Regions from separate parts of the Homo sapiens genome. Here region 2 is linked to region 1. The links are chromatin loops, found by intact Hi-C in ENCODE. Cell type or tissue: ascending aorta. All regions are shown on one strand. Each heading gives the region's core, and the rest is flanking DNA. Links, peaks and the distances in the headings are about the cores only. Region 1 holds the start of TRT-AGT1-3 (tRNA-Thr (anticodon AGT) 1-3). Region 2 holds the start of NUDT19 (nudix hydrolase 19).

Region 1 (8,504 bases), core at 406-8,405:
CAGGTCCCCAGTGCCCCACTTCCCATGCAAAAGGCTTAGGTGCCTGCGCTTCTCTAGTGCAAGAGCTTGGTGGTCAGGCCAGCATATTTTCTGCTTCACCAGGCACAGCTGGGGCTGGCCACAGAGGCTGTCCCTGGGCAGTGGAGGCAACTCTCCGCTGGAGCCTCTCTGTGCACACACCTGGCTGCTGCCTTGGAGTGCAGGCTGGGCCCCTTTAAGTCCTTCCCTGGGAATCCTGGAGCTGCCTAGACTTGGCCTCCTCTCAGAAGGTTCGGCTGGGAGCCACTGCTTCTGGGAATGGCTAATTTGGGAGCCGCACTGCAAGGCAGTTGTGTGAGGGGTGGGACTCACATGGACCTTGTCCCTGTTTGGCCCTTAAACTGTGAAAGCTGACTTGCTACAGAGCAGTGATGGCCCTTGTTTTTCACTGGCCACCTAGGGCAAGGCCTGGGAGCCTCCTCCTCTGTGAGCCCTGTTGTTCTGGGGTTGGACCGTGGGATGTAGGAATGTAGGATAAGGTAGGTAAAGGATCAAATTTCCTTTTTTCTTTTTATTTCTTTTTTGAGATGGAGTCTCGCTCTGTCGCCCAGGCTGGAGTGCAGTGGCGCGATCTCGTCTCACTGCAACCTCCGCCTCCCGGGTTCAAGCGATTCTCCTGCCTCAGCCTCCCGAGTAGCTGGGACTACAGGCGCCCACCACTACGCTGGCTAATTGTTTTGTGTTTTTATTAGAGACGGGGTTTCACCATGTTGGCCAGGTTGGTCTCGAACTCCTGAGCTCAAGTGATCCGCCCGCCTCAGCCTCCCAAAGTGCTGGGACTACAGGCGCAAGCTATCCGCACCCAAACTGGGATCTAATCTATTTCTTGCAAAAAAGGAAAAGAAAGAGGCCTACCTGAAGCTGAAGCAAGGATGAGCCTGCTGCATTTGACTTGCTCTGAATCAATCAACATGAGAAGCCTGAGGCCAGGCTTCCCCGAGGCCTGCCCCAGGTAGGGTTTACCCCCCTCTCCAGCAGGCCTCAGTGTCCTGGAGTGGGCAGAACAGCAAAGCCCAGGGGCTGGGAGAGCCAGGGCAGGGGCGCGGCCACCTTGCAGGCTCTTCTCCAGGGGACCATGCATGGTGGGAACCCCTGAGGGGCCTCTGCCCATGGCCTAGGAGACCTCATCCCATGGCACTCTTGCTTGTTAGTGGGAAGCAGACGTGATGGGTGAGCTGTGCCATTTGTTTTCAGTGTACTCTGTGAGCTTTGGCCAGAAACAGGCTCAGGGACGCAGGAGGGCACCTAGCACCTGCATCAATCTGCTTCACACCCCTGCTTTGTTCAGAAATCTTGCCTACTTGCGTCTCATGGTTCTGTAAAAGTTGGGTGTTCTCAGGATGTCAGGGAGTCATCCTCTTAGTCCCACAATTTTACTCGGCACAGAACAATGGATGGGGCGGGACACTCACCCCCATCCTCCCAACTGTCAAGGGGCTTGCCACGCATGTCCTCAGGACCCCCATGGCAGGAGACATGAGCTGGCAGGAGACATGAGCTGGCAGGAGACATGAGCTGGCAGGACCTGCTTAGCCATTGGTGGGGAAGCAGCCTGTGCTCATTCTCTCTGCAATTTCCGCCTTTGTGGGGTTAGAGATTCCAGAGAGGGGCTGCGCCCAGTGGCTCACGCCTGTAATCCCAGCACTCTGGGCTGCCAAGGTGGGTGGATCACTTGAGGCCAGGAGTTCAAGACCAGCCTGGCCAACATGGAGAAACCCCATCTCTACTAAAAATACAAAAATTAGCAGGATGTGGTGGTGCACGCCTGTAATCCCAGCTACTCGGGTGGCTGAGGCAGGAGAATTGCTTGAACCTGGGAGGCGGAGGTTGCAGTAAGCCTAGATGGTGCCACTGCACTCCAGCCTGGGCAACAAAGTGAGACTCTGTCTCAAAAACAAAAACAAAAACAAACAAACAAACCAAAAAGAGATTCCAGAGAGGGGAACCCTTGCCTTGCCCCAGCTCAAGGTAGCTGGGAGAATTCTAATGGCATGCCTGGATCACCTCTGACCAGCACCTCCTTTCTGCTCTTTTAAAATATCCCATGTCAGTGCGAAAGATGTGACAGGCCTTTCTCCATCTTCAAGAGTGACACCTCTTCTGAAATGTTCACCCAATGCGTGTTCTGCCGGATAGATACAAGGGGCTTGCCAGCAGATACTTCATCGTCATCATCATCATCGGAAAGGGAGAACTCACCGCCGCCAAGGGGAAGCAAGGATGACTGACAGCCACAGGCCCCTTTGAGTGACTCCAGCACAGGCTACCTAGCATGTAGGTTTCGGGGCTTTGCAGGGGCTTTCTCTTGGGCCCCTCCCAGGCTCAGCAGGCCTGTCAGACTGGGGCAGGACCCAAGCCCTGGCTGGACTCAGCACAGTGCCACCTCCTCAGCTCTCAGCTTGGGGAGTGAACACTTTCCGTTTTCATGCAGAATAAATCTAATTCCTTTGGAAAACAAGCGTGCATGTGCATCTGAAAAGCAGTCTTGCTATTTCTAAGCTTTATGTCTTGGTGCTCATCCTGTTTGATTCTTGGAACACATATTAGACTCACATTGTGGAGTCTGGAGTTGCCCTGTAAGGTGACCTGTGGGGGCTGGCACCAGCAGTTCTGGAGAGTTTGTCAAATGAGTATGACAAGGTGTGGGGCCCCCTCTGTGGACGTGATGGCAAGACACAATGAGTGCCTCCCTGGCTAATGCTCCCAGATGGCCACTTGCCCGGAGCAGAGGACGGTTTGGTTAGGCAAGGGGGTGGCGGTGGCATTGCCATCACGGGATGTCTCACGCTTTCTCCTCTAGACGTCTTAATTTCCAGAACCCCTTGCTTATGTGCAGCCCTCTTCCTGCTGCCACGGCATTTTGCACAGCGTGCATCAATCCAGAAATAGGCTGAGATAGGAGCTTAGTTTCCTATTGCACACCATGCTGGGTGAACCTTTCTGTGCATGCTGCAGGGATGCTGGGTGGATGGGTTGGCAGTGTTCGGCTTCGTAGTTGCCCACAGGCCCTCTGGAAAGTGCGGAGACCAGTGGCTGGTGTAGTTGCGTGAGGACACCCAGAAGGGGTCAGTGAGAAACTAGGGAGGGGAGGGCCTTGCCTGCTCTGGCAGCAGAAACCCCTCCATGTAAGGTGTTGGTGCTCCACGCCAGCAGCCTGGGAACCCTGAAGTCCACGATCCCTCCTGAGCCTTCCGGACCCCTCGACTTTCCCCCAGCTCAGGATCCGCGGAAGTAGCGACTCAACTGAAGTTATAGTCCCGGGAGCTGGCAGGGCCCCGGGTCTTCTCAGGCTGAGGTCGCGGGGCAGAATGGTCCGAAGCTCACCGGGGTCACAGTCGGACCGAGGCGGGTGTGCGCCTCGACCGGACGCCAGGGGAGCCAGCAGCCCGGCCGCGCTGGCGGGGCCGGGGGTTCTCCGGAGTGGGTAGGGGCTCGACCGCACTGCCCTGAGTCCCAAGCCCTGCACCAGCGTTCCCCAAAGGCGGAGCGTCCTGGCTCCACGTTGGAAGAGACATTACCGTGACCAGGAAGTCTGGCCTTCCCAGGCTCCGCCCGCTCCGTGCAGCCCAAGCTTCCGGTCTCAGTCTCAGCTGCCTGTGTGAATCGGAAGCTACACTACGCGTGCGCCACAACAGGCCGAATGTGTGCGCATGCGCGCGGCCCATATGGTAAATAGTAATGAAGAATAGTTTAGGAAAGTACCTGTACGGGTGGCGCCGTGGCTTAGTTGGTTAAAGCGCCTGTCTAGTAAACAGGAGATCCTGGGTTCGAATCCCAGCGGTGCCTCAACCGAGCGTCCAAGCTCTTTCCATTTTTGCTCCTGCACTTTTGTGCTCTGTACCCGGCTGCCCGATACTATGAGGGTGTGAGCGGGATCCCGAGAGGCCTAGGTAGACGGGCCCCCCAACGGGGCGTGGCCTCGGCCACGGGGGCGGGTGCAGGCGGGCTTCGGACTCCACCTTCTCGGGTCTCAGGCTCTGTGGGGCGTAGGCGGCGCGGGGACCCAGGCGACCGCGGTTGCCATGGTGCTGGCTGGCCGTGGGAGGCGAGCGGCGGGCTGGGAAGCAGCTGTGCGAGTCCAGCGAGGAGCCGGTGTTCGCCCCGAGGCTGCTTCCTCAGGGCGGGCGGTGGACGCGCTCTCCCACGCCGCCTTCTGTGGCGTGGGTTCCTCGCGCTAGTCTTCCTGGCTCCAAGCTGCCACTTGGGGGAGCCCACGCGGGTGCCGATCCTCGACGTTCGCCGGGCTTAGCTGAGCCTCGCAAAGGCCTGAAGATTGCCCGTCTCCCTGCAGCCGCGCAGTGGGTGCAGCCTTTTCACAAATGCAAGACCTGGACCGGCGGCGAGGCCAAGGGGACCCCGTGTGGAGGGATGCGGGACTGAGTCCGGTTAGCGTGATCCTCAGTCCGATGACTGCGTGGAAACTCCAGGCCAGGCAGGGGACTCTGCCCCAGCTGCAGACGGCCGGGTGTGGGCTGAAGCCAGCTGCCTGGGCTGGGGTTGGTTGCTCAGCGCTGGGGTTCTACCCACATTTGTATGTGGGAACCTATTCCTGAGCAAGTGCATTCGAGGCTTTGGGGGTGGTGGGGTAGGGTGGGGTGAGGCATTGGAGTTTTTACAAACATTCTCCAGGGATTCACATGTCAAACCCGACAGGACAGTCCCAGTGCAGAAATTGCAGTCATGGCATAGGCTGTGTAGTCAAATTCACCTGCCCCAGAAGCAGTTCCTCTTCCTGCCTCTTCTATGGATCTGGGTTTATTGTTTTTGTTTGTTTGTTTATTTCTGTCGTTTTCTAGTCAATTCTCGCGCTTTTGTATCTTGGTTGTTTTTGACTGACATTGCCTAGGAAAGCTTGTAAGGAGACTTTGACGTTTTGCAGTGCTGATAGGAGCGTTCACCTGGATCCAATTAGGGATGAATTTATTGGAAACTGGGCTTGCGTCATTGTGGAGCTGGTTTATTTCTGGCTCATACTTACGCCACTGCAATCCAGCCTGGGCGACAGAGCGAGATTCCATCTCGAAGAAAAAATAAAAATTAAAAAGTCCCTCATTGGATACAGGGTTTGAAATCTTTTCTCCGTTTCCTTTTCTCTTTGCTATTTATTTATTTATTTATTTATTTATTTACTGAGATGGAGTCTTTGTCGCCCAGGCTGGAGTGCAGTGGTGTGATCTCTGCTCACTGCAACCTCCGCCTCCCCGGTTCAAGCGATTCTCCTGTCTCAGCCTCCCGAGTAGCTGGGATTACAGGTGCACATCACCACGCCCGGCTAATTTTTGCATTTTTAGTAGAGACGAGGTTTCATCATGTTGGCCAGGCTGGTCTCGAATTCCTGACCTCAGGTGATCCGCCCCGCCCACCTCAGCCTCCCAAAGTGTGGGGATTACAGGTGTGAGCCACCGCATTTTTTTTTTTTTGAGACAGAGTCTCACTGTGTCACCAGGATGGAGTGCAGTGGTGTGATCTCTGCCCACGGCAACCTCCACCTCCCGGGTTCAAGCGATTCTCCTGCCTCAGCCTCCCAAGTAGCTGGGACTACAGGCGCGTGCCACCACGCCCAACTAATTTTTGTATTTTTGGTAGAGACGGGGTTTCACCATGTTGGCCAGGATGGTCTCGATCTCTTGACCTCTTGATCCGCCTGCCTTGGCCTCCCAAAGTGCTGGGATTACAGGTGTGAACCACCGTGCCCGGCCTTCTTTGCTTTCTTAATACTGTCATTAGAAGTGCAAACGTTTCAATATTGATCAAGTCTAATGTATCTACTTTTCCTTTTTGCTTATGCTTTTGATGTCATATTCAAGACTCCATTGCCAAGTTCAAGGTCATAAAGATTTACACTAATGTTTTCTTATAAGGGTTTTATAGCTTTTGCTCTTACATTTAAGTTTTGGATCTACTTTGAGTCAATTTTGTATATGATGTGAAGGAGGGGTCCAGCTTCATTCTTTTGCATGTGGATTTTCATTCATCCAAACGCCATTTGTTGAAAAGACTATTCTGTTCCCAAAGGTCTTGGCACCCTTGTGGAAAATCAATTGACCATAAATATGAGGGCTTATTTGTGGTTTTCTAATTCTAGTACCTTAATCTACATGTCTAGCTTTATGCCTGTGCCACACTCTTGATAACTATAGCTGTGTACTAAATTTTCAAATTGGGACGTATGAGGACTTCAAAGTTGTTATTTTCAAGATTGTTCTGGCTATTCTGGGTCTGTTGAATTTCCATGAGTTTTAGAATCAGCCTGTAAATTTCTGCAAACAATCCAGTTGGGATTTTGATAGAAATTGCATTTGATAGAAATAAATCATTTGGGGGGATATTGTTATCTTAATAATGTTAAGTTTTCTAATCCATGAACATGGAATGGCTTTCAATTTATTTAGGTCTTCTTTAATTTCTTTCAACAAGGTTTTTAGTTTTCAGAGCATAAGTTTTACACCTCTTTTGTTAAGCACATTTCTAAGTATTTTCTTTTTTTGATACCATTATAAGTAGATTTTTTTTTTTTTTGAGAAGCAGTTTCACTCTTATTGCCCAGACTGGAGTGCAGTGGTGCGATCTTGACTCACTGCAACCTCCACCTCCCAGGTTCAAGCAATTCTCCTGCCTCAGCCACCCAGGTAGCTGGGATTACAGGCGTGTGCTACCACGCCTGGCTAATTTTTGTATTTTTAGTAGAGGCAGGGTTTCACCATGTTGCCCAGGTTGGTCTCCGACTCCTCGCATCAAGAGATCTGCCTGCCTCGGCCTCCCAAAATGCTGGGATTACATGCAAGAGACACTGTGCCCAGCCTGGGTCCCATATATTTCTTGCTGGGGTTATTTCTAGATACTGTGAATGGGATAATTCCATTTTTTAAAAATTGCATGCTCCTGCTAAATAGGAATGCCTTTGATGTTTAAATGTGGCTCCTTAAAGCAGCCCTCTTGCCTGACTGTCTTGACTGTCTTATTACTGCTGATTGCTTGTTTGATTTTTGGGCAGATTCTGAATTGTGCAAATTGGGATGGTGAATGATAACTTTGATCTTAAAGGGAAAAAAAGGACAACTTACAAACAAGAAAAAGATATCTACAACACATATAAGTGACAAAATAATTTTTAGCAGAGGAAGGGCCCAAGGGGTATAGCAAAGCAGTGAAAATTACCGCATTCTATCAGAATCTGAAAAGCTGGGTTATGAACAATCCCAGCCTTCAGTATTTATCCAAAATAAATGAAAACAACGTCCATAAGAAAATGCCACAGATGCTCTCAATACAATAGTAAAAAACTAGGAACAGCCCAGGTGTCCACAGGAGATGAATAAACTGTGGGTTATCCAGGCAATGGACCACTACACAGCAAGAGAAAGGGATGGGATGCTGACACTTACACAGACGTGGGTGGAATCTCACGTCGTGTACAGTGAAACAGTACATCATTTATGATTTCACTTACATAAAGCTCTAGGAAATGCAAATTAATCTATAGTGACAGCAGAGCAATGGTTGCATAGGTGGCAGAGATTGATTTCTTGAAAATGGGTACAAAAAGACCTTCGAGGGGTTGATGGAAATGCTCTTTATTTTGTAGGAGTTTGGGTGTGTGTTTATCAAAACTCATTAAATTGTATGCTTAAGATCTATGCATTTCACAGCACAAAAGTCAATCTAATCTAAATAAAAATATTAAAGGCCGGGCACAGCGGCTCATACCAGTCATCCCAGCAGTTTGGGAGGCCAAGGCGGGTGGATCACTTGAGCTCAGGAGTTCAAGACCAGCCTGGCCAACATGGCAAAACCCTGTCTCTACTAGAAATACAAAAGTAGCCAGGCATGATGGTGCACACCTGTAGTCCCGGCTACTTGGGAGTCCGAGGCACAAGAATCGCCTGAACCTGGGAGGTGGAGGTTGCAGTGAACTGAGATTGCGCCACTGCACTCCAGCCTGGGTGAAAGAGCGAGACTCTAACTCAAAATAAAATAAAATAAAAAATAAAATAAATGAATAAAAAGAGTTCAAGACTGGCCTAGTCAACATAGCAAGACTTCCTCTCTCTAAAAAAAACTTAAAATAATAAAAGTCATGTTGACAGCAGTCTGGTTCGTCTTCCCAGCCTGTCCCCACCAGCTCCACGTGGATTTAACTATTTCTTGCACATGGCCTGTGCTCTTCCAGTAGGGCAGAGCCTGCATTTGTTGGGCGGTGGACTGTCCCATTTCCCTCTGTTTCTACCTCCCATGCAACTGTGGCCTGAAGGGCTCCAGACAGGGAAAGAGAGGTTTCATCTGCGCTAGGAGGGCAGAGATACGCACATACCATCAGCTGCTTCCAGGAGAGGGTTTCAGCTTTAATGACTGAGAGGTGGCCTCAGCCTTGGGGAAGAACCCTCCTACAGCCTCTCCGGAGGAGCAGGGCCTCCTCACTGCCGGGGAAGGCTGAGAGTGTGGTCTCCAGTATGCTGAGTTCTCAG
Region 2 (8,504 bases), core at 420-8,419, 490 kb before region 1:
TAATTTCTCAGAATGATTTTTAAAAAGGTTTTTTTTCTTTTTTCTTTTCTTTTCTTTTTTTTTTTTTTTGAGATGGAGTCTAAGTCTGTCGCCCAGGATGGAGTGCAGTGGTATGATCTTGGCTCACTGCAACCTCTGCCACCTGGGTTCAAGCAATTCTTCTGCGCCACCATACCCAGCTAATTTTTGTATTTTTAGTAGAGACGGGGTTTCACCCTGTTGACCAGGCTGGGCTCAACTCCTGACCTCAGGTGATCCACACATCTTGGCCTCCCAAAGTATTGGGATTGCCAGGTATGAGCCACTGTGCCCAGCCTGAAGTGTAACTTTTGAGGCTAAGTCATAAAAGGCATCATGGCTTCTTCCTCTCTCATGGATCATTCTTTCTGGGAGAAGTTTACCCACCAAGTCCTGAAGACATTGAAGCAACCCTATGGAAAGATCCATGCGGTAAGGAACTAGGCCCCCTGCCAACAGCCATGTGAGTGAGCCATTGAGGAAGTGGATCTCCCAGTGCTGGACAAGCCCTGGCTGACATGCTGATCACAGCCTCATGGGAGATACTGAGTTAGGATCACCACATGGAGGTGGTCCCTAATCCCTGATCAACAGAAAAGGTGGGATAATCAATGTCCATTGTTTTTTGTTTGTTTTTCTTGTTTTTTTTGTTTTGTTTTGCTTTTGATTTTGAAACAGAGTCTTGCTCTCTCACCTAGGCTGCAGTGCAGTAGCACTATCTCAGCTCACTGCAACCTCTGCCTCCCGGGTTCAAGCGATTCTCCTGCCTCAGCCTCCCGAGTAGCTGGGATTACAGGTGCCCACGACCACACCCAGCTAATTTTTATTTTTATTTTTTGTATTTTTAGTAGAGACGGGGTCTCACCATGTTGGCCAGGCTGGCCTCAAACTTGTGACCTCAGGTGATCCACCCACCTCGGCCTCCCAAAGTGCTGGGATTACAGGTGTGAGCCACTGTGCCCCATCTTTTTTTTTCTTTTGAGGCAGAGTCTTGCTCTGTCACCCAGGTCGGAGTGCAGTGGCGTGATCATGGCTCACTGCAGCCTCCAACTCCTGGGCCCAAGCGATCCTCCCATCTCAGCCTCTTGAGTAGCTGGGACTACAGGCATGTGATACCACACCCAGCTAATTTTCTTTTTCTTTTTTTTTTTTTTGAGACGGAGTCTCACTCTGTCACCCAGGCTGGAGTGCAGTGGCGCAATCTCAGCTCACTGCAAGCTCTGCCTCCCGGGTTCTTGCCATTCTCCTGCCTCAGCCTCCTGAGTAGCTGGGACTACAGGCGCCTGCCACCACACCCGGCTAATTTTTTGTATTTTTAGTAGAGATGGGGTTTCACCGTGTTAGCCAGGATGGTCTCGATCTCCTGACCTGTGATCCGCCCACCTTGGCCTCCCAAAGTGCTGTGATTATAGGCGTGAGCCACTGCACCTCCCCACTAATTTTCTTTTAAGAGGAGGGGTCTCACTGTGTTTCCCAGGCTGGTCTTGAATTCCTGGCCTCAAGTTATCCTCCCGCCTCGCCCTCCCTAAGTGTTAGGGTTACAGACATTACCCACCATGCCTGGACAATAAGTGTTTATTGATTTAATCCACCAAGTTTTTGACTAATTTGTTAACAGCATTAGGTAAATAACATATCCACAAATTATCCTGTGAGCAGAGCACTTTAGATATGAATATGATATCTGTATCTCTTTGAATGCTCATGGATAGTTCTTTGCTTCTGTATCATTTCTTGGCTACAGTTCAGATAACTGAGTTTATATGACATGATCTCTGAATCCATAAACTGTAATTGTGTCATCTCAGTGCCCCAAATATGACAGTCATGGCAGTGTGCACATTTTGGACACTGTTCTGTGTTGGTTAAGGTCCAGTTTCTGCCAGGTGTGGTGGCTCACACCTGTAATCCCAGCACTTTGGGAGGCTGAGGTAGGCAGATCACTTGAGGTCAGGCGTTAGAGACCAGCCTCACCAACATGATGAAACCTTGTCTCTGCTAAAAATACAAAAATTAGTCAGGCGTAGTAGCATGCGCCTGCAATCCCAGCTACTCCAGAGGCTGAGGCAGGAGAATTGCTTGAACCCGAGAGGCAGATATTGCAGTAAGCCGAGATCGCACCACTGCACTCCAGCCTGGTGAGAGCGCCAGACTCCCTCTCAAAAAAAAAAAAGGTTCAGTTTCTGTTGTTTTGCTATGCACCCAGGACCAGGACTTGGTCATCTCACTCATGAGTAACCAGCTTCTGTGAAAACCAGCTGATGTTGAAACACACACATTCACCTACAAAACCACGGTGTTATTTTACAGCAAAGGGAGTAGTATGTTCTTAAGACCCTTAATCCCTCCATAAATGGTTAGTCATCTGTAAAATAGTGGTAACTGTTTCCACTTCATGGGGTTTTGTAAGAATTACACAACTAATACTAATAAAGTTCCTAGTGCCTCACACACTGTACCCAGTAACTACTAATATTATTATCCCCTAGGATTATTATTACTCCTAGTATTGAAGACATGTTACTTTAATCACCTGAGTGCCTTTCTCTCCATTGCTCTGTATTTTTATTTTATTTATTTATTTATTTTTTTGAGACAGAGTCTCGCTCTGTCACCCATGCCGGAATGCAGTGGCAGGATCTTGGCTCACAGCAACCTCCACCCAGATTCAAGTGATTCTCCTGCCTCAGCCTCCTGAGTAGCTGCAACTATAGGCGCGGGCCGCCACACCCAGCTAATTTTTGTATTTTTAGTAGAGGCGGGGTTTTGCCATGTTGGCCATGCTGGTCTTGAAGTCCTGGCCTCAGGTGATCCGACCACCTCGGCCTCCCAAAGTGCTGGGATTACAGGTGTAAGCCACAGCGCCTGGCCAGAGACCAGGTCTCTTCAAACAAAAAAACAAACAAAACCCCTAAATATTGACAATGTCATCTGTGGATTCTACCCAGGAAATAACCCACATTAAAATGATGGTTTGTGAGGGTCGGCAGGGGTATAGTGTATTTCATCCAAAAACATAACAAATGTGTGATCCAATTATAATAGCAATTATGGGAAAAGCTGTCGGTGACTGATAAGGAGTTATAAAAGAAAAGACTCAAATTTACACAGGCTTTTCAAAAGATCATAATCCTGCTATTGGAGGTGGAAGTCTTCTAGACACTAACAAGGTGGAGAGAAATCTCCATGTGGAGGCCCAGATTAAACATCTCCCATCAAAGTGGAACTCGTCAAATGTCCTAAGACACCTAAGGCCGTCCCCAGGCGCCCTGACAATAAAAGGTAACCAGAACACGAGAGAAATTACTCTGGGAGTACCTTTCACATTCAAGGTGTGCAGTAGGAAATTTATAAATTGGCATCTGGCTCGTCCATTCATTTCTCATTGGTGTGGTTCACGTGTGCTTGCAAAGGTCAGACTTCTGCCCTTCGAATGTCCTCTCTCCCTCTCCCACAGAAAACACCCACATGTGGGTCCTTGTTTAAAGCAGAAAGTCCTAGTCCTTAGCTTTTAGTGAGGTGGATGTCATCAGGCCTGGGTTGGCATCCTGTTTTTTACCATGGCAAGTCATATGCGCCCTTAAGCATTCCTGCTTTTGGTCCAAGCTTCCTGCGTGGGAATACTGCGGTCCTCCTTTCAGGCAGCTGTGAATGACAAACGGTCGCTGGCTGCCGTGACACCCATTGTCCCGCGAGAGTGCCCTAGCTGGGCCCCAGTGCACTCGAGGCGGTCCCTGCTCGGGTGCCCCTCCCACAGGCAGGCGCCGTTGCCGACCAAACGCCCAGGTTCACCCAACGCCAGAGGCTCGTCCTCAATTCCCGCGAGGCCCCCGGAGGTGCTGGGGTCCCTGCAGGGCCGGGCCACCTGCCGTGGAGCTCAGGCCGCGCCAGAATCGGATCCGGGAAGCTGCGCGCCATGAGCAGCTCCCTGCGGCCGGGCCCCAGCCGCTGGCGGCGGGCGGCCAGCATCGTCCTGGCGGCTGGCTGGTCGCGCCCGGAGACCGCCACCCCGCCGTCGCGCCCGCCGCCGGCCGAGGGCTTCCGGCTGCTGCTGCTGCAGCGCTCCCCGCACCAAGGCTTCATGCCGGGCGCGCACGTCTTCTCCGGCGGAGTGCTGGATGCGGCCGACCGCTCGGCGGACTGGCTGGGCCTCTTCGCGCCGCACCACGGGCCGCCGCGCTTCGGCCTGGGCCCGGCGCCATTCAGCCGCACCGCTTTCCCGTCGCTGCCCGACACCGATGACCACAAGACCGACAACACTGGGACGCTGCCTGAGGACGTAGCCTTCCGCATCTGCGCCGTGCGGGAGGCCTTTGAGGAGGCGGGCGTGCTGCTGCTGCGGCCCAGGACTTCCCCACCAGGCCCAGCACCCGGGCCTGGCCTCGCCCTGGAGCCACCGCCGGGCCTGGCCTCCTGGCGCGACCGCGTGCGCCAGGACCCGCGCCACTTCCTGCGGCTGTGCGCCCACCTCGACTGCACACCCGACATCTGGGCGCTGCACAACTGGAGCGCCTGGCTCACCCCTTTCTTGCGGGGCACCACTCGCCGCTTTGACACGGCCTTCTTCCTGTGCTGCCTGCGCGAGCCGCCGCCCGTCTACCCCGACTTGGCGGAGGTGGTGGGCTACCAGGTAAGGCCTGCTCAGGGCCTTGCTGCGGACCGCCAGGACGTGAGAGGGAGGACCCCTCCCAGCGGCCCAGGCCCCCAAGGGACCCCCGCATAGGCCAAGCCCAGAGAGATTAAGCAGCAAGGAACGCTTAGACGGGCTGGAAACTCTCACCCCTGTAGACCAAAGCCATGCTCTTGGTGAAGTGCTCTCTGCTTTCCTAGGCTTTGGGGTCTCAAGGCCTGGAGCCTGTCTCTCCACGTGGTTCCTCCAGCGTGGCCACTGTGTAAGCACTTGTACATGTGTAGACATAGTACATCTCCACAGCCGTTTAATTTGGTTTTCTTGGAGAACAGACTTAATATGATCCAGTCTTCCTATTTTTATTTATTTTTGGTACAGATGGGGGTCTTGTCTCTCTGTGTTGCACACCCAGGCTCGTCTCCAGCTCCTGGTGTGTCCAGAATTGGTTCCTTCCAGTGGGTTCTTGGTCTCGCTGACTTTAAGAATAAAGCCGCGGACCCTCGAAGTGAGTGTTACAGTTCTTAAAGATGGTGTGTCCAGTTTCTTCCTTCAGATGTTCAGATGTGTCTGGAGTTTCTTCCTTCTGGTAGGTTCGTGGTCTCGCTGACTTCAGGATTGAAGCCGCAGACCTTCGCAGTGAGTGTTACAGCTCTTAAAGGTGGTGCGTCAGGAGTTGTTTGTTCCTCTTGGTGGGTTTGTGGTCTCGCTGGCTTCAGGAGCGAAGCTGCAGACATTTGTGGTCAGTGTTACAGCTTATAAAGGTAGTGCGGACCCAAGGAGTGAGCAGCAGCAAGATTTATTGCAAAGAGCAAAAGAACAAACCTCCCACAGCGGAAGGGGATCAGAGCAGGTTGGGTGCTGGTGGCTGGGTGGCCAGCTTTTATTCCCTTATTTGGCCCTGCCCATGTCCTGCTGATTGGTCCATTTTGCAGAGTGCTGATTGGTCCATTTTTACAGAGTGCGGATTGGTGCGTTTACAAATCTTTAGCTAGACAGAGCACTGATTGGTGCGTTTTTACATAGTACTGATTGGTGCATTTACAAACCTTTAGCTAGACACAGAGCACTGATTGGTGCGTTTTTACAGAGTGCTGATTGGTGCATTTACAAATCTTTAGCTAGACAGAAAAGTTCTCCAAGTCCCCACTGGACCCAGGAAGTCCAGGGGCTTCACCTCTCAATCCCGCCTCTAAACAGGGCACCCCATCTGCTGTTGGGAATTGGGCAATGACTGCTCTAGCTACTTCCTGCTGGACAGGGGCAAAGAAGGGGCCCTGCAGTTGTAGTGTCCTCCAGAGGGGAACTCTCTAGGCCAGTGAAAGGGCCAGTGGGTCGGTCCAGGGGTCCTCGGTAGAAGTTGTTAGTTGAGCTCATTTGGGTTTCCGTTTGTAAGACCATCTGTAGTTTGATGGCCTTGATTCTAGAGGAAACAAATTTGACAAGGAGGTTAAAAATACAGGGCCCGAAGGCGAGTAATAGTAAAACGGCTGTCACAGGATGTAGAAAGGGGAGAAGCCATGTTGCCCAACTCCAGAGGTTGGTATAAGAGTTTGAAAGGCGTTGTCTGATTTCAGAAACCTTTTCCTGTAAATGCCGGGCGGCATCTTGCACTATCCCTGACTTGTTAGTGTAAAAACAACACTCTTCCCCTAAGGTGCAAAGTCCTCCTTTCTCAGCAGTGAGGAGGTCTAGGCCTCGGGGGTTTTGGAGAGTCACTGCTGCCAGAGTCTATTTGGGATTGTAGTTACTATCCTTACTGAATAGATTTTGTTATTTCTTGCAAACTGTCTGAGAAATACTTTGAGAGTGTGTGGTAGTAAGATAATGAAGTAGATAAACTGGCTATTCCGGTTCCTGTAGCAGTGGCCATTTCTAGCCCTATAAGTAGGGGTATCAGTTGTATGGCCCTGTGCTGATGGACTTGAGCTTTGAGGGGCACTGATAGGGTCTGATGTCCATAAGATTAGAAGTTAGGATAATATGTGTTACACTGTTAACTTTTAGCAAACTTTACTTTTGTTGAAAACCTTAAGTTTGGGATTTCAATTATTCTTTGCTATTAATAAGACCTCGTTCAGTCCATATTCACTTAAAATTGGTATAGATGGCTCCTTCCTGATTCTGTAAGTACTTTAAGGTTTGGCTGAGTGCAAACAGCTTGCACATTTGAGCAGACCAATTATTAGGCAATTTTCCTAACTCTGCTTCTGTAAGAGTTTCCTTATCACGTACTGAGTACCCATTGTGTCTTTTTCCTTAATCGCCCAGGAGGAAACATCTATCATCCTGTCCTGAAGGGGGTTCCTCCTATGTCTGGTCAGACCTTCAGATTTAGATCCCCTGTTAGGAACCTGCTGGGTTAAGGATTTTTGATAGGAAGGCTACAGGTTGTCAGTGGCCTCAGTGCTTTTGGGCTATGCCCTTGTTTACACTGACAACAAGGTGGTATTGGAGTGTTACAGGGTTACAGAGAAGACCTTCAATTATCAATTGTAGGTTTTATTTTTCATTTTTATTTTTTTGGAGATGGAGTCTTGCCCTGTCACCCAGGCTGGAGTGCAGTGGCATGATCTAGGCTCACCGCAACCTCTGCTTCCCGGGTTCAAGCAATTCTCCTGCCTCAGCCTCTGGAGTAGCTGGAATTACAGGCGCCCGCCACCACACCTGGCTAATTTTTGTATTTTTAGTAGAGACGGGGTTTCACCATGTTGGCCAAGTTGGTCTCAAACTCCTGACCTCATGATCTGCCCGCCTTGGCCTCCCAAAGTGCTGGGATTACAGGCATGAATTATATATTTTAAATTTACCCTGGCTTTTAAAGGAATAGGGTGCACTGTTTTTTCTTTACTACTTCTATCTCTTTCTCTCTGACTCCTTTGTCTCTTCCTCTCTTTCCTTCTGTCTTTGACTTTGCCTCTTTCTCTCTGCTGGTCTTTCCCTGCCTCTGCCAGCCGCTTATGCTGCCGTTCTCCCTTCTCCTTCCCCTTTTTGATGGCTTCGGCAGTGTAAGACTGCCACCTCCTTGGGTTTTTGCATTGAGTGCAATAACTCCATGATTTCCTTGTGGTATTTAATGGGGGTTCCCCCAGAGGTTAGGAACGCTCTTTCTTTACATATTGCAGCATGGGCATGTAGGATTAGATAAGCATACTTGCTATCTGTATACACGTTTTTTCTTTTTTCCTTTCCCAGTTCTAAGGCTCGGGTAAGTGCCACTAGTTCTGCTAACTGGGTGCTGGTCCCTGGGGGAAGAGGTTTACTTTCAAGTACGGTTACATCACTAACTGTGGCATAACCTGCCCTTCGTATCCCATTTTCCACAAATGAACTTCCATCGGTATATAGGTTAAGGTCAGGATTAGCTAACGGGACTTCTAAGAGATCCTTTCAGGCGGCATAAGTCTGGACTACTACCTGTTGGCAGCCATGCTTGACCCGCTCCCTATCCTCTGGGAGAAAAGTGGCAGGGCTGAGGGCCACACATGTATGCACTTGAAGCACTGGTCACTCAAGGAGTAGTGCCTGGTATCTAAGCAGGTGGTTTTCTGATAGCCATAAACTTCCTTTGGCACCTAGTTTGCCATTTACATCATGAGTAGTCCAGACAGTGAGATCCTTTCCTTGTATTATTTTGATAGCCTCTGACACTAAGACAGCCACTGCCACAACTACCCCTAAACAGTTAGTCTAGCCTTTTGCTACTGTATCAGTTTCCTTAGGTATGCCACTGGTTGTGGAGTTGTCCCATGAGTCTGAGTAAGGACCCCAAGAGCTATTCCTGCTCTCTCTGTGACGTTTAAAGAAAAGTTTCGTCCTGTGGGAAGGCTTAAGGCTAGAGCTTGAGTTTGTTCCTTCC

The links. Peaks named below come from ENCODE experiments on the same cell type or tissue, not always from the same donor. Only the 100,000 strongest peaks of a DNase experiment are listed, where the experiment ranks them.
Region 2: it touches region 1 in a loop (6-fold over the local background); 6 of 110 quality-filtered maps call a loop at or near these places.

Annotation. Positions count from the first base shown.
Region 1 is chr19:33,173,306-33,181,809 of GRCh38, forward strand. WDR88 (WD repeat domain 88) reads left to right here. Exons shown (of 11, transcript NM_173479.4): 11 at 2,091-2,494. The coding sequence ends at 2,267. It overlaps TRT-AGT1-3 (tRNA-Thr (anticodon AGT) 1-3), which reads left to right and starts at 3,752; the gene lies at 3,752-3,825. It overlaps LOC124904691 (a long non-coding RNA gene), which reads right to left and starts at 3,573. Exons shown (of 2, transcript XR_007067228.1): 1 at 895-3,573. RefSeq lists enhancers at 2,645-3,409, 3,122-3,191, 4,282-4,341, 4,352-4,471 and silencers at 3,392-3,551, 3,752-4,111. In ascending aorta, for the core only: CTCF peaks have their summits at 3,112 (motif pointing right) and 4,232 (motif pointing right); DNase peaks (open chromatin) are centred at 3,706 and 4,967; H3K4me3 peaks cover 2,948 bases; H3K27ac peaks cover 2,776 bases.
Region 2 is chr19:32,688,027-32,696,530 of GRCh38, forward strand. It overlaps NUDT19 (nudix hydrolase 19), which reads left to right and starts at 3,795. Exons shown (of 3, transcript NM_001105570.2): 1 at 3,795-4,648. The coding sequence starts at 3,935. It overlaps NUDT19-DT (NUDT19 divergent transcript), which reads right to left and starts at 4,270. Exons shown (of 2, transcript NR_186320.1): 1 at 3,337-4,270. LOC124904690 (a long non-coding RNA gene) reads right to left here. Exons shown (of 2, transcript XR_007067226.1): 2 at 4,939-6,068. RefSeq lists a silencer at 3,758-4,167. In ascending aorta, for the core only: no CTCF peak of the experiment used is centred there; DNase peaks (open chromatin) are centred at 479, 3,705 and 4,335; H3K4me3 peaks cover 3,515 bases; H3K27ac peaks cover 1,885 bases.